2 separate regions of the Homo sapiens genome follow, and region 1 is linked to region 2. A link is an interaction called in ENCODE POLR2A ChIA-PET data of the cell type or tissue named here. Cell type or tissue: PC-3. All regions are shown on one strand. Links, peaks and the distances in the headings refer to the core of each region. The heading gives the core; the rest is flanking DNA.

Region 1 (8,473 bases), core at 1,780-5,779, 100 kb after region 2:
TCACACTTATTGTATTCATGGCTTCTTCCACAAACACTGGTAGTCAAGAACATAAGATGGCTGATGCCCACTTAATGGGCCATCCTGTCTATATGGTGTTTTTTTTTTGTTTTTTTTTTTAGATGAAATCTTGCTCTTGTTCCCCAGGATGGAGTGCAATGGCGTGATCTCGGCTCACTGCAACCTCCGCCTCCTGAGTTCAAGTGCTTCTCCTGCCTCAGCCTCCCGAGTAGCTGGGATTACAGGTGCTTGCCACCACATCTGGCTAATTTTTGTATTTTTAGTAGAGATGGGGTTTCACCATGTTGGCCAGGCTGGTCTCATACTCCTGACCTCAGGTGATCCACCCACCTCAGCCTCCCAAAGTGCTGTGATTACAGGCATGAGCCACCGCACCCTGCCAGTCTATATGGTTTTTGAATGTGTCCTGTGTGATGTATAAACTGTAGTGGTCATTAACCTGAGGCACAAAAATCTTTTTTTTTTTTTTTTGAGATGGAGTCTTGCTCTAATGCCTAGGCTAGTGTGCAGTGGCGCAATCTCGGCTCACTGCAACCTCTGCCTCCTAGGTTCGAGCAATTCTCCTGCCTCAGCCTCCCATATAGCTGGGAATACAGGCATGTGCCACCACGTCTGGCTAATTTTTGTGTTTTTAGTAGAGACAGGGTCTTGCCATGTTGGCCAGGCTTGTCTTGAACTTGTGACCTCAGGTGATCCGCCCCCCCTTGGCCTCCCAAAGTGTTAGGATTACAGGCATAAGCCACTGCTTCCAGCCTTGAGGCACAAAAATCTTAACCAGCATAAATCTGAGTACCGCTCCTCCAGGCCTCTTTGATTGTAAATTCCTCATCTCATTCCTTTCAAGGCCCTCACCAATTGGCTAGACAATTGAGTGACCAAGTTACTCCTCCAAGGTCTGCTCACAATGAGGATTCCCCTTGACACCAGCCTTTAGTGTCACTTCTTGTTGTGTGTTGAATTGTGTCTCCCCAAATTATTAGCTTGGTGCAAAAGTTATTGCAGTTTTTTCAATTACTTTCAATGACAAAAACCACAATTACTTTTGCACCAACCTATATATGCTGAAGTTGTAACTCTTGGGACCTGTGAATGTGACCCTAATCCAGTAACTGGTGTCTTTATAAAAGAAAGGAAAGAAAGGGTTGGATATGGAGACACACACAGGTATAACGCCATGTGACAACAGAGGCAGAGATTGGAGCAATGTAGCTGTAAGACAAGACATGCCAAGGATTTCTGACAGCCTCCAGAAGCCAGGATGAGGCAAGGAACCCTTGTTTTCTACAGATTTCAGAGGGAGAATGGCCCTGCTGATTACTTGATTTCAGAGATCTGGCTTCCAGAACAGTGAGAAAATAAATTTCTGCTGTTTCAAACCACCCAGACTATGGTACATTTTTACAAAAGCACTAGCAAACAAATAAACTCCTCATTGTTCTGTCTTGACGTGGTTTTACATTTTCAGCTTGTATTAATTTATCAGGCCAACCCATTTGTGAACTAAGCTTCTGTCAGCCATAAGGCCAGAGATATGAGCTGAGAAAGAGACTTTGTTCAACAGTACTGGGCTACCTGCTTATGTAACTTACTTGTGCCCTCTAGATGTTCTCTGGCCAGTTCCAGAAAGTATCATTTTAATTGCACAATGGATTACCTCTATGGCCACCTTACCTTATGATTTGGTAATGTTATAATACCAAGATAATGATGGGGATAGTCAAGTCATTGCCCAATATCTGGTGTTGGGCAGGGTTGCAGCCAATAGTCTGATTACATACTCACTTGCTTTTTCGTGATCAGGAATTTATTCACACAGCAGGAACTATTTTAAACACAAAGAATAATTATCTGTGACTGAAGACACGGCCTTGCTACAGTACGCTAGCATGAGTTGCAGCCTCAAATTGGAGCTTTCCAGAGACCTTATATAGCTTCTCTGTCTAATATAGATACCTTTAGCATCATTGCAAATACTGAGTCATGCAACCAAACTCAGGGCATCTTGTACAATATCTTAAAACTGTTTGCAAAGCCTTCTCTGCTTCTTGAGCTAAATTTTACTAAAAAGGATTTTTTTTAATCCTTTAAAGTCAAGAATTTATTCTTTTTCTAGAGCTCCATGCCTCTATATAGAAAACAGACCTATGAAAAGCTTCATTCATTGGGCAGTTTGGATTTTCAGGGTTAAGTTTCTTTCTCCCATTTTTCTAATTTTGCAGGCATGTGGGTCTATTCAAGTCAGGGCCTTCTTTGTAGATTACGCTATCTGTAGCCATTAGTTGTCTGATCACAGGTGTCCCAAAATACTGCTGAGAGATAGGGGACATTTTGCTGATTAGGAGTCCCATTCAACTTTTGATCATAATTCAGGAGCTCCGGTCAGACTTTTTCTGAATTTGTTGTTATACAGAGTATGTAAAAGCTGTTAATAAAGTGGTAGCTTAATTCATTCTCTGTAAATATTCCTTTTGAGTAAATCTCCATCCAGAGAAAGATGTTCTTGCATCTATGGACATAAACACCATAAAATCCCAAGAAAAGTGAAACTTTATCTTTAACAATGGAGTTCTATCTTCTCTTTCAAGATAAGTAAATGTCTAAAGTACTCTAAAGAGATGTATATGGTTTCCTGCAACAACTAGTTTTTTATCATGTAAATATATATATCATGTATAATCTGTATGTATATATATCATATATAATCATATATAATCTGTATATGTATATGAGGCAAATATTACATATTTGGTATCATTTCTCAGAAGAAAACCTTGAGGACTTTTTTTATAATTAGTTTTGAATTTGTAGTATATTAAATGCATTCATTTTGGCGACATGTTTTCCAAAAATTTCTGAAGTAATGATGAATAATTAAGTTCATATATGTATATGTTGGCATGGTTCCACTCTGAAAGGCAAATATGTATGACATGGAGGTTATATATATAAATGTACATATATATGTATACAATGTATACAAATATATGTATACAATGTATACAAATATATGTATACAATGTATACAAATATATGTGTACAATGTATACAAATATATGTATACATATATGTATATGTGTAAAAATAAATATATATTTATATTTATAATCCTTCATTAATCTACTAATTTGCCATTTAATGTCCCAGGGGTATTAGTTTAAATTCTCTAGCCCTAAGCAAATTTGCAGAAAAGGCTTCATTTCCTTTTATTAAGAAAAAGCATTTTTTTAAATTCCCATTTAATTCTTAGTCTTTTCATTCATATCTGCCCCAGCACAGTGCAACCCTCATGTCATATGTGCTTGCTGTTCAGAGTGGAATTATGCCAACAAATACTTATATGGACTTAAAGTTTCATCATTACTTCAGAGATTTTTGGGAAACATGCCCCCAAAATGAATGCATTTGGTATAATACAAAGTCAAAACTAATTATGAAAAAATTTTTCCTCAAGGTTTTTTTCTGAGAAATGATACCAAAAAATGCAATATTTGCTTCCAATCTATTTCTGCATATCACATTAAAATGCAAAACAAATATGTCTGTCATTTGTTAGTAAGAATCCCATGTTTTCTTCTAGAGTATGTAGGCAGTAGTTGGGCAAGGTGTGATGTTTCTAGAGTTTAAAAATAATGTTGCAAAAATTTCATGATGTAAGCTTTTAGGTTGAAAAAAGTATGAGCCTTCAATTTGGTTTTTAAATCATAATGAAGTATAGTTTCTTTTTGAATACTTTTCTCAATAATTTTCTATATAAATTGTATATATTTTAGCATTTTGGTTTTAGGTCACTTTCTTCATGTTTATTTTTCATCTCTTTTTATCTTTATTGCTGTCACCAGAAAATGTATTTCAAGTAGAGGGAAGGGTGTGGGGTACTTTTTGTCTTCAAATTCTCACCTTTGTCTTCCTTTCTCTCTCCCTTTACTTCCACCCCCCTTCATTTCTCTATTTAATTCTCTTAAAACACTATTTTTTATTGATTTTCATTTTTGTGCTATCTAGGTACCACTCAAAGACCAAAAGCCTTCTCAACCAAACTCAACATCTTTTTCTTACCACGTCAAATATTTTTTAAACCAAATTCCTCTTTGCTCATTAATTTAAAAATAGAACATTAGTTTGTTTTTATCCTAAGGACACACGACACCTATACATACTGCTTGCTTTACTTATAGCTATATATTTTGAATGTAATAAAATATGCTTTTACATGTTTCTGATTCTCAGTTCCAGAGATCCAACTCATTTACACCCAAGAGTTCCATTAAGATCTTTAGAACAGTTTACTTGGTATATTCCAAGGAAATTGCTATAACCACATGTTCATCCACACACACAGGTACACTGCTAATATATGTAACTACAAATTGCATTTTCTAGCTTGCTATTACTAACTTGACTGTAATAGGCAAGATTCTCTAATGGCCTCCCAAATTTTCATCCCTGGGCATCTTGTATAGTCCCCTTCCCTTGAGTATGGACTTAACTGATGGATGAGATATCTCTCCCTTCATAAAGCTACTAATTAATTGATTTTGAGTTAATCAAAAGGAAAATAATCTTGGATGGGGTCAACATAGCCAGGTAAGACTTTAAAAAAAAGGTGAGACATTAGAGAGATGCTTCCCTGCTGCCTTTGAATACACAGCCTCCATGAGTTCTGCAGCTGTGAGGAGTTGAATTCTTTTAACAATCAGAAAACTGGAAGAGGACCCTGAGCCTCGGATAAGCCCCCAATCTTGGCTGAAACCTTGATGCAGCTGTTTGGGAAACAAAGTAGAGAATACCACAAAGCCTTGCAAAAACTTCCAACATACAGAACTTTGAGATGTGAAAGGATGTTGTTTTAAGCCGCTCAATTTGTGGCAATTTGTTATACATCAATGAAAAATGAGCACACTGAACTGTGGAAGGAAGAAGCTCACAGATACATATGACTATATTTTTTCAACATTCTAACTAAATTGATTTCCGTTAAAAAAGCAATTATTAAAATATTAATCGCAGTTAAAGTATTAATAGTAATAGCAGTTGTAATATATGGAATGCATTAGTTTTTTATATATGTTGCCTCATATAATTGCTACAAAAACTCTATGAGGGAGGCATTAGACATCTAAATCTATAAGCCGTACAGGGAGGCTTAGGGAATTTAGGCGTCTTATTAAAAGTGGCAAAGCTAGTGTGTGGCTTGCTGACTGGGAGGTGTGTGGAAAATCCCTCAGACAGACAAAAACCCTTTTCTGTGGTTTCCAAGTCCATAGTATTTCCACTTGAGTACATTACATTTCATTATTTATAGGAAATTACATACAAGTTGTCCTCTCTTGCACTGAGTTGCTAAGATCAATAAAGTAGTTACCTATAATGAAAGACCTTAAAATTGAGTAGAGGAAGCAGATATGAATTCAATAATATTTTCCAAGGTCTAAAATGAAGTAAATGCTATATTTTGGGGTTATATGCTGGTGGGATTAGAAACTACTTAGAGAAGCCATGGCAACTGAGTTAAGCCTTAAATACTCCGAATGATATTTCAGGTAGGAAAAATTGGAGCAGCGATCATTTGGGTGAAGAAATGAAATGCTGCATTAGAAATGATGAATGTACAGAATATGTTCACAGAATGTTCAGTAGACAGGAGCAGAGGGGAGTCAAAGATAGAAATGAGCTTTATTTCCTCAATGCTTGCTTCCTGCATTGTTTACATGTTCTCTTCATTTGCCTTGCTGTTTCTCTCTTTCAATCTTCTTGCTCATTATTCTAACTGTCTTTTTGCATAGTAATCTGAAAATTTTTGAAACTTGTGTCAGCATAGCATTTTAGAAAGTGCCTAAGTGAAATCTTTATTTTAAGATCCAGTTGCACACACACATTTTTTACTTTACTGTCAGACTCATAGCTGATGCTCAACACATATGTCATTTATTTTCCTTTTGTCCTTGATATGTAAAGGTAGTTTTTGAGTGTTTTTCTTGATTCTTAGTGGTACAAGGCATACTTCTAGTATAAGAAAAAAGAAATAAACAAGTTTGGCAAGGATACTGATCTTGTATGGAAATGATGGTAGTTGGGGGCAAAACCTGAAAAAAATATATGTATCGGGAAAAAGTAAGTGAAGAAAATGTGCCAAATAATAGTAAATCCTAGACAGAGAATGAAACAGAGTGATATACTAAGAAGTAACTGAGGAGACAATGTCAGAGCAGGTAGTTAGAGAAGGGCTTTTTAAAAAGATAGCCCCTGAGAATGTACGTGGCCATTTCTCTGATCCACCAAACATATAGACTAGAAGGAGCTGTCTCTGGTCAGAAAGATCTTTTGTTTAATTAAGTAAAGCTTTTAATAGAAGGAAAATATTATAGGAAAACCCTACTTCTAAGAAAAAAATTATTTCTAATATTATATAAGAAATATAGTATTTCTAATAATATAATGTACTATTTCAAATATGTAATAAGAGAAAGCTAAAGATAAAATGTTACAGAAGTCCCTGTTAATACATTATAGAAAGAAAAGCTTCCTAAAATAAATATATGATCATAGACAAGCAGAGGAAATTTATCGAATTCATTTTCCTGTTGTATTCATATTATCAATAACAAATAAACTAGAGGTGAACTGAAAGGCACCTATGAAATTTTCCAAAATTATTGTCCAGAGATTTGTATAATTCAAACACTTTATATGGAGGAGGTGTCATTTTTGCACAGAGTTTAATTTTACAAACTCAGTCATGTATCCTTTTTATGTTTTTTTTTCTTTTTTATCCTTAGTAGAAAAAAAATGAAAGAGTAAAATGCCCCTCACAAGACAGTTAATCACTTCACTTGTGGGAAAAGTCAGAGTACTACACATCTTGTGGCAACTGAGAAGAATGCAGGATAGGCTATTTTTGTGCTCACTAGAGAAATATAAATCTTTTGAAATTTTCCCACTTATCATTTCTTGTATTCTATCTATTTGGTATATTAAATTCATATATAATAAACTTGAAAACCACTCATTTTACATGAAACTAATTATGCTCTGTAAAGACCCAGAGGACAGATTCACCCTGACAGAGTACTTTCTATACCATTTACTTGTAGCTTGCACATAGAGTGCAATGTCTCAGCTGGAATCACATGTGCAGCTAGTGACTGACACTAACTCACCAGCTGCTATTTCTTAGGTTGATGTTTATTTAATCCTTTTTCAAGATGTATGAAAAATGCTTCTCAGTTTTATACGGATTAAAGGAAGCATAGATTTAAAAATGATAATTTATATACCCTCAGAATAATAACTGATTTCACAGTTCATTAATTCAATTGATGAACAACAATAAAAGAGAAATGCTGCAAAAGACAAATGTGTGAAAGGTGGGAGAGAGAGTATATAATTTTACTCACTCAATACTCAAAAGAAATACATGATTAAATGCACCTTAAATAAAATGGCAAATTCACTGTAGAAAATAATTAACATTAATTAAGATTCCATTTAAAAAACTTACTTCAGATATGAAATTGAATAGGTAGTTTTTTGGAAGGATGGAATTCTAATATAATTTCAGATGTAAATTTTGTTGTTGAAAATAAAATCTGTTTTATGTAATCAATTACACAGAGTTTGTTTTCCTTCTGTGTTTGTCTTTGATAGTTTCAGAAAAGAAAAATGACATATGAACTATATGCTTTTGGATTTTATAATCAGAATGACAGCATTTAGTCAAAATGCTTAAATGTTTATTTCTCTATGTGTCCCCTTCAGTGAAATTTTTAAAAATCTAGTTTATATTAATGGAGGATATGGCACATTTTTCAAAAACTGTTGTCCAAATAAAACATTTTTCATTATATATATGTATAAATATATATATATATACATATGATGAATACACATATATATGTGTGTGTATGTGCGTATCATAGTTAGAATAGAGAAAATATATGTTAAATAATTTCTGCATGTCATTGCTTTATTGTTTTGTAAATCATCACTAGTCTAAACAAATCTAATGGTATTGGTGGATTTAATTGTATGTGGTATACATGTATATACGGTAATTATTAAGTATCATATTTGAGAATGCCATATGATTTTAGTTTTGTTTGTTGACAAAGTATTAAAAATTCCTTTTGTTAAGTTGCATGTGAATATGTAAATAAAATTCCTACTCTAATAGACCCAGAAAAATGAAATAAAAGGAATATTCCTATTTTTCTCATCATGAGAAGAAAATTTTGAAATTACTTTGCAAACGCCAGCCAAAAAGGAGCCACATATAAGGTAGTCCAACATATGATTATCTTATCATTACTCTACATTAAGAAAAGCAGTCTCATAATCAGATCTTTATTATTTCCAAATGAATGTTTAAAAGCATAAAATGAGTTTATTTTGAAGGTTAACTATACATAAGTCTGAACGTTTGTTGTACACAAACAGAGATTAAAGATGGAGGCTC
Region 2 (4,000 bases), core at 1-4,000:
TAATGTGTGCAAATATCACATTTTTTATTTATTTAAATCAATCTTTATTTGTATCTGATAGTAAACCCACAGAAATTATGGAAAATTATATTTCTATTGTAATCAAAAAGTTTTTCTAAATTATGTCAAGTTTCTAGAATCCTACAGAGAATTAGAACAATTTGCTTTAGGAAATCCCCCTGATCCTTCAGTGTGGGCGCACATTGATTGCCACTGGAATACACAAGGTACAAGCCAGCATGACTGTTTCAGATCCTATGCATCTGGTTTTCTTTTTCTTTGCTTTGAGAATGATAATCTTTTAGAAGATGTCATGCTTCAGTGGTAAACCCCATAGATGCCAAATATTAGGTTGGCACAAAAGTAATTGTGGCTTTTGCCATTAAAAGTAATGGTAAAAACTGCAATTACTTTCGTGCCAACCTAATATTTGTGTGAGGTCTTACAAATTTCCTAAGGTAAGGTCAGAGAACAACGAACAAATCCCATCCTCTCTTTCTGCAGCCCAAGGATCTGCCATTTCTCAGCATGAGTAAACATTTGATTCTTTTTATCTCCATTCTCAAATCGCTTTTCTACATATCTTCTTTATATGAAATACTAGCATTATCTCTTCAAAGAACTTAGGAAAGTTAGAAAAAGCCTTCAACATGAACATTTGCTAAAATCTTCCCACAAACTAAAAAAAAAAAAATTTACACTTGAGATTTAGCAGATGTAAAAGGAGTACATCATTCCAAGATCATAAAATTCATCCAAAGATATGAAAATGTATATTATTCTATGAAAACAGTGCAACGTTATCTGACACTAGAAAAGGATAGTTTGACAAATGAAAATTATAGGCGAGTCTGATTTATGAATATTGATTCTTATTGACTCTCACTCTATCACTTAGATAGGTCAGGTAATGCTGTGGTATAAAAAGCTCCCAAATCTCATATGTTTAACAGAAAAAAAAAGTTTATTTTCCCTTATGCCCATTTTCTGGTTGTCGAAAGAACTCTATTCAATGAGTCATTCAGTGAACTAGAAGCTCACAAGCTCTATTGCAACATGTGCTTCCAAGATCTCTTTGGAAGGAGGAAGATCGTTCTGGACAGTTCAGACTTGTAATTAAATATTGCAGCCCAGAAGTGACACACAGGTCTTCCATTCACCATGAATTGGCTATGCCTAATTAAAGTTAGGGAAGAAAGAAGAGAAGAAACAAATATCAGTGAGTAGCACTAATGACTACCACATTTAGCAAGCAATGTCTACAAAAGTGATGACCTCAATTTCATCTACTGCATTCATTTCAAGAATACAGATAGGGCAACATTAGAAAAAATTATCAAGCAATTAATAACATTAAAAGATTAAAAGATGATTAGAAGATAAACAAAATTTTTAAATAATCCTACTTGGTGAAGTAAGAGTTAGATAGAATTCAATAGCCATTCATGATTTAAAAATATGCAAATGAAGAAAAACACAAATGAGACAGAATAAGAATTAAAAGAAACCTTGTTAATAAATTAAAAAGAAATATACATCAATACTATCATATCATAAGACATAAATCCTGAAAATATACTAATAATTAAAGTTATAAATAGTATCTAAGTAAATGAAGTATATTATATTCCAAAATTGAAGATGTCAATATGTCAAAGTTTTTTATTCATCTAAAAAGATATGCAGTTTAAATATAATCTCAATTAAAATCACATTTTTTAAAGACGAAAATCTGAATTTAATATTAAATGTGAAAATGTGAAGGTCAATGGGGTAGAGAGGGGCCTTTTCCTCACCAGTTATCAAAACTCACTACACAGCTACAGTGACTAAGACACTGTGGTATTGATACAGTGACACATAGATTGACATGTGGATTACACTACACAGTACAGAACCAGGCACACTTGGGCATGGAAACTTAGGCATGATGGAAGTGGTATTATATCCTTGGGGGAAATAATGAGAGTTTTGACATTTCAAAAAATGTCTATCCTTAGGGGGAAAATGAACAAGTACTTCACACAATTAAAGCAGACATACAGTTAAACAGAAGAAATAAGACATGGTGTTTGACAGATAAGGAGGATGATTAATCAATGACTGATTCATCATCGACTGAACATTTCAAAATAACTAAAAAAGAATAATTCAAATGTCTCTAGCACAAAGAAAAAATAAATATTTAAGATGATATCAAATTATCCTGATTTGGTTATGTGAATGTATCGAATTATCACATGTACCCAGAAAACATGCACATTTTTTACGTATCAATGAAAACTACAAAATGTTGATAAAGTTAAAATAACTCATTTCCTGGTAGATAAACCACCTAAATTTTATAGGCAAAATTTAAAACTTTAAAAGACAATGTAGATTATGTATAAATACCTTCAGGTAAGAAAAGATTTTTTTAAAGTACATAATGCTAAATTAAGTATTGATAAAATATTTAAAATTTAGAAGTTCTGCTCATCAAAAAATACAAAGAAAGAAGAGAGGCCACAAATGGGTAGTTGATATTTGAAATATAAATAACCAATAAAAAGCACTTCTCTAAATTATTATAAAAATTAATAATAAATTACAAAGCAGTCAAAAAGTAGGAGTAGGCATTTTACCAAATAAGCACATTTGAGGAATATATATTTGAAAAGATGATCAATTTTGTTATTCATGAAGGAAATGCAATGAAATATATTTTACCCCCACTGTAGATTATAAAAAATTAAGGTGTTGGAGAATACCAAATGTTAAAAGAGGCTGTGTATTTTTTAAAAAAATACTTATACATTGCTGTTTGAAATGTAAATTGGTATAACAACTTAAGAAAATAATATGATCTTATTTTATAAAGTTGACTTGTCACTCATCCTACATTACAGAGATTTACATGTACACCAGAACCCATACACAAGAATATTTGTAGCATCATCATTTTTGTAATAGCAAAAATACACACACAAACAAACAAAAAAAGGAAACAACTAAATGTCTATGGACAAAGAATGGATGGATAAATAAATTGCACTATAGTCAATCTTACAAGAGTGGGTTACACTACAGCACATGGGATGCATAAAGCACAGCTAAAGGAGTATATGTGTTAATTGTTGAAACATAACATTTTTTGAAAAAAATCTTATCTCAGAAGACTACATAAAGTTTTACATATCTCTATTACTTTCTTATTTCTGTTATAATAAGTTAACTCAATCATACGGTCTTAAAACAATGAAAATTTGTTATCTGACAGTTCTGGAGGCCAGAAGTTTGAAATAGGTTTAAACTGGGCTAAAATCAAGATAGCTACTGGGCTGTGTTCTTTTCTGAAGTCTCCAAGGGAAGAACCCCATTTTCTTGCCTTTTCTGACTTGTTGAGGCTGTCTGCGCTCCTTGGCTCTTGGCCCCCTCCCATCTTCAAAGTCAGCAATCACAACACTGACTTCTGCTTCTGTGGTCACATCTCCTCCTCTGACTCTCACTGACTCTCTATTTTATCTTTAAGGACCATTCTGATCACACTGGGCTCACCCAAATAAACCACAATCATCTCCCTGTTTTAAGGTCCGCTGATCATCTGCTTTAATTCCAACTGCTTTCTTGGTTTCCCTTTGCCCTGAAACATAACACATTCTTAGATTCCAGGGGTTAGTTTTTTTTGGGGGGGGGGATGGGGTGCTTTATTTTTATAAAACTTCAAAACAAAGAAAACTAGAAATATATAGTTCAGGAATAAATAGTCATATGATACAAGTATGGCAAAAGAAGGAGATGTTAATCCTAATGTTTAGAATAGGTGTTACCTTTGGGTTTAGAAAGGGTGATGGGATATGGAAAGAATACCTAAGTTATTGGCCATGTTCAACTTGATGGGTGGTTGGTTAATGGAAATTGATTAAAGAATCATGCACAACAACTCTTATAAATATTATGTATACTTTGGAATGTATAGAAGCTAGAATGAAAAAAGGAATTAAAAGACACCTGGAGAACA

Evidence for each region. Peaks named below come from ENCODE experiments on the same cell type or tissue, not always from the same donor. Only the 100,000 strongest peaks of a DNase experiment are listed, where the experiment ranks them.
Region 1: POLR2A ChIA-PET joins it to region 2 with 5 read pairs; 2 of 35 experiments call an interaction of 5 or more read pairs at or near these places.

Annotation. Positions count from the first base shown.
Region 1 is chr13:65,856,787-65,865,259 of GRCh38, reverse strand. The region is part of intron 1 of LOC105370241 (a long non-coding RNA gene); the gene reads left to right. Among named protein-coding and RNA genes, the nearest start is that of LINC01052, 5.0 kb to the left of the region's middle. In PC-3, for the core only: no CTCF peak of the experiment used is centred there; no DNase peak of the experiment used is centred there.
Region 2 is chr13:65,962,767-65,966,766 of GRCh38, reverse strand. It overlaps MIR548X2 (microRNA 548x-2), which reads left to right and starts at 338; the gene lies at 338-437. In PC-3, for the core only: no CTCF peak of the experiment used is centred there; a DNase peak (open chromatin) is centred at 1,886; H3K27ac peaks cover 642 bases.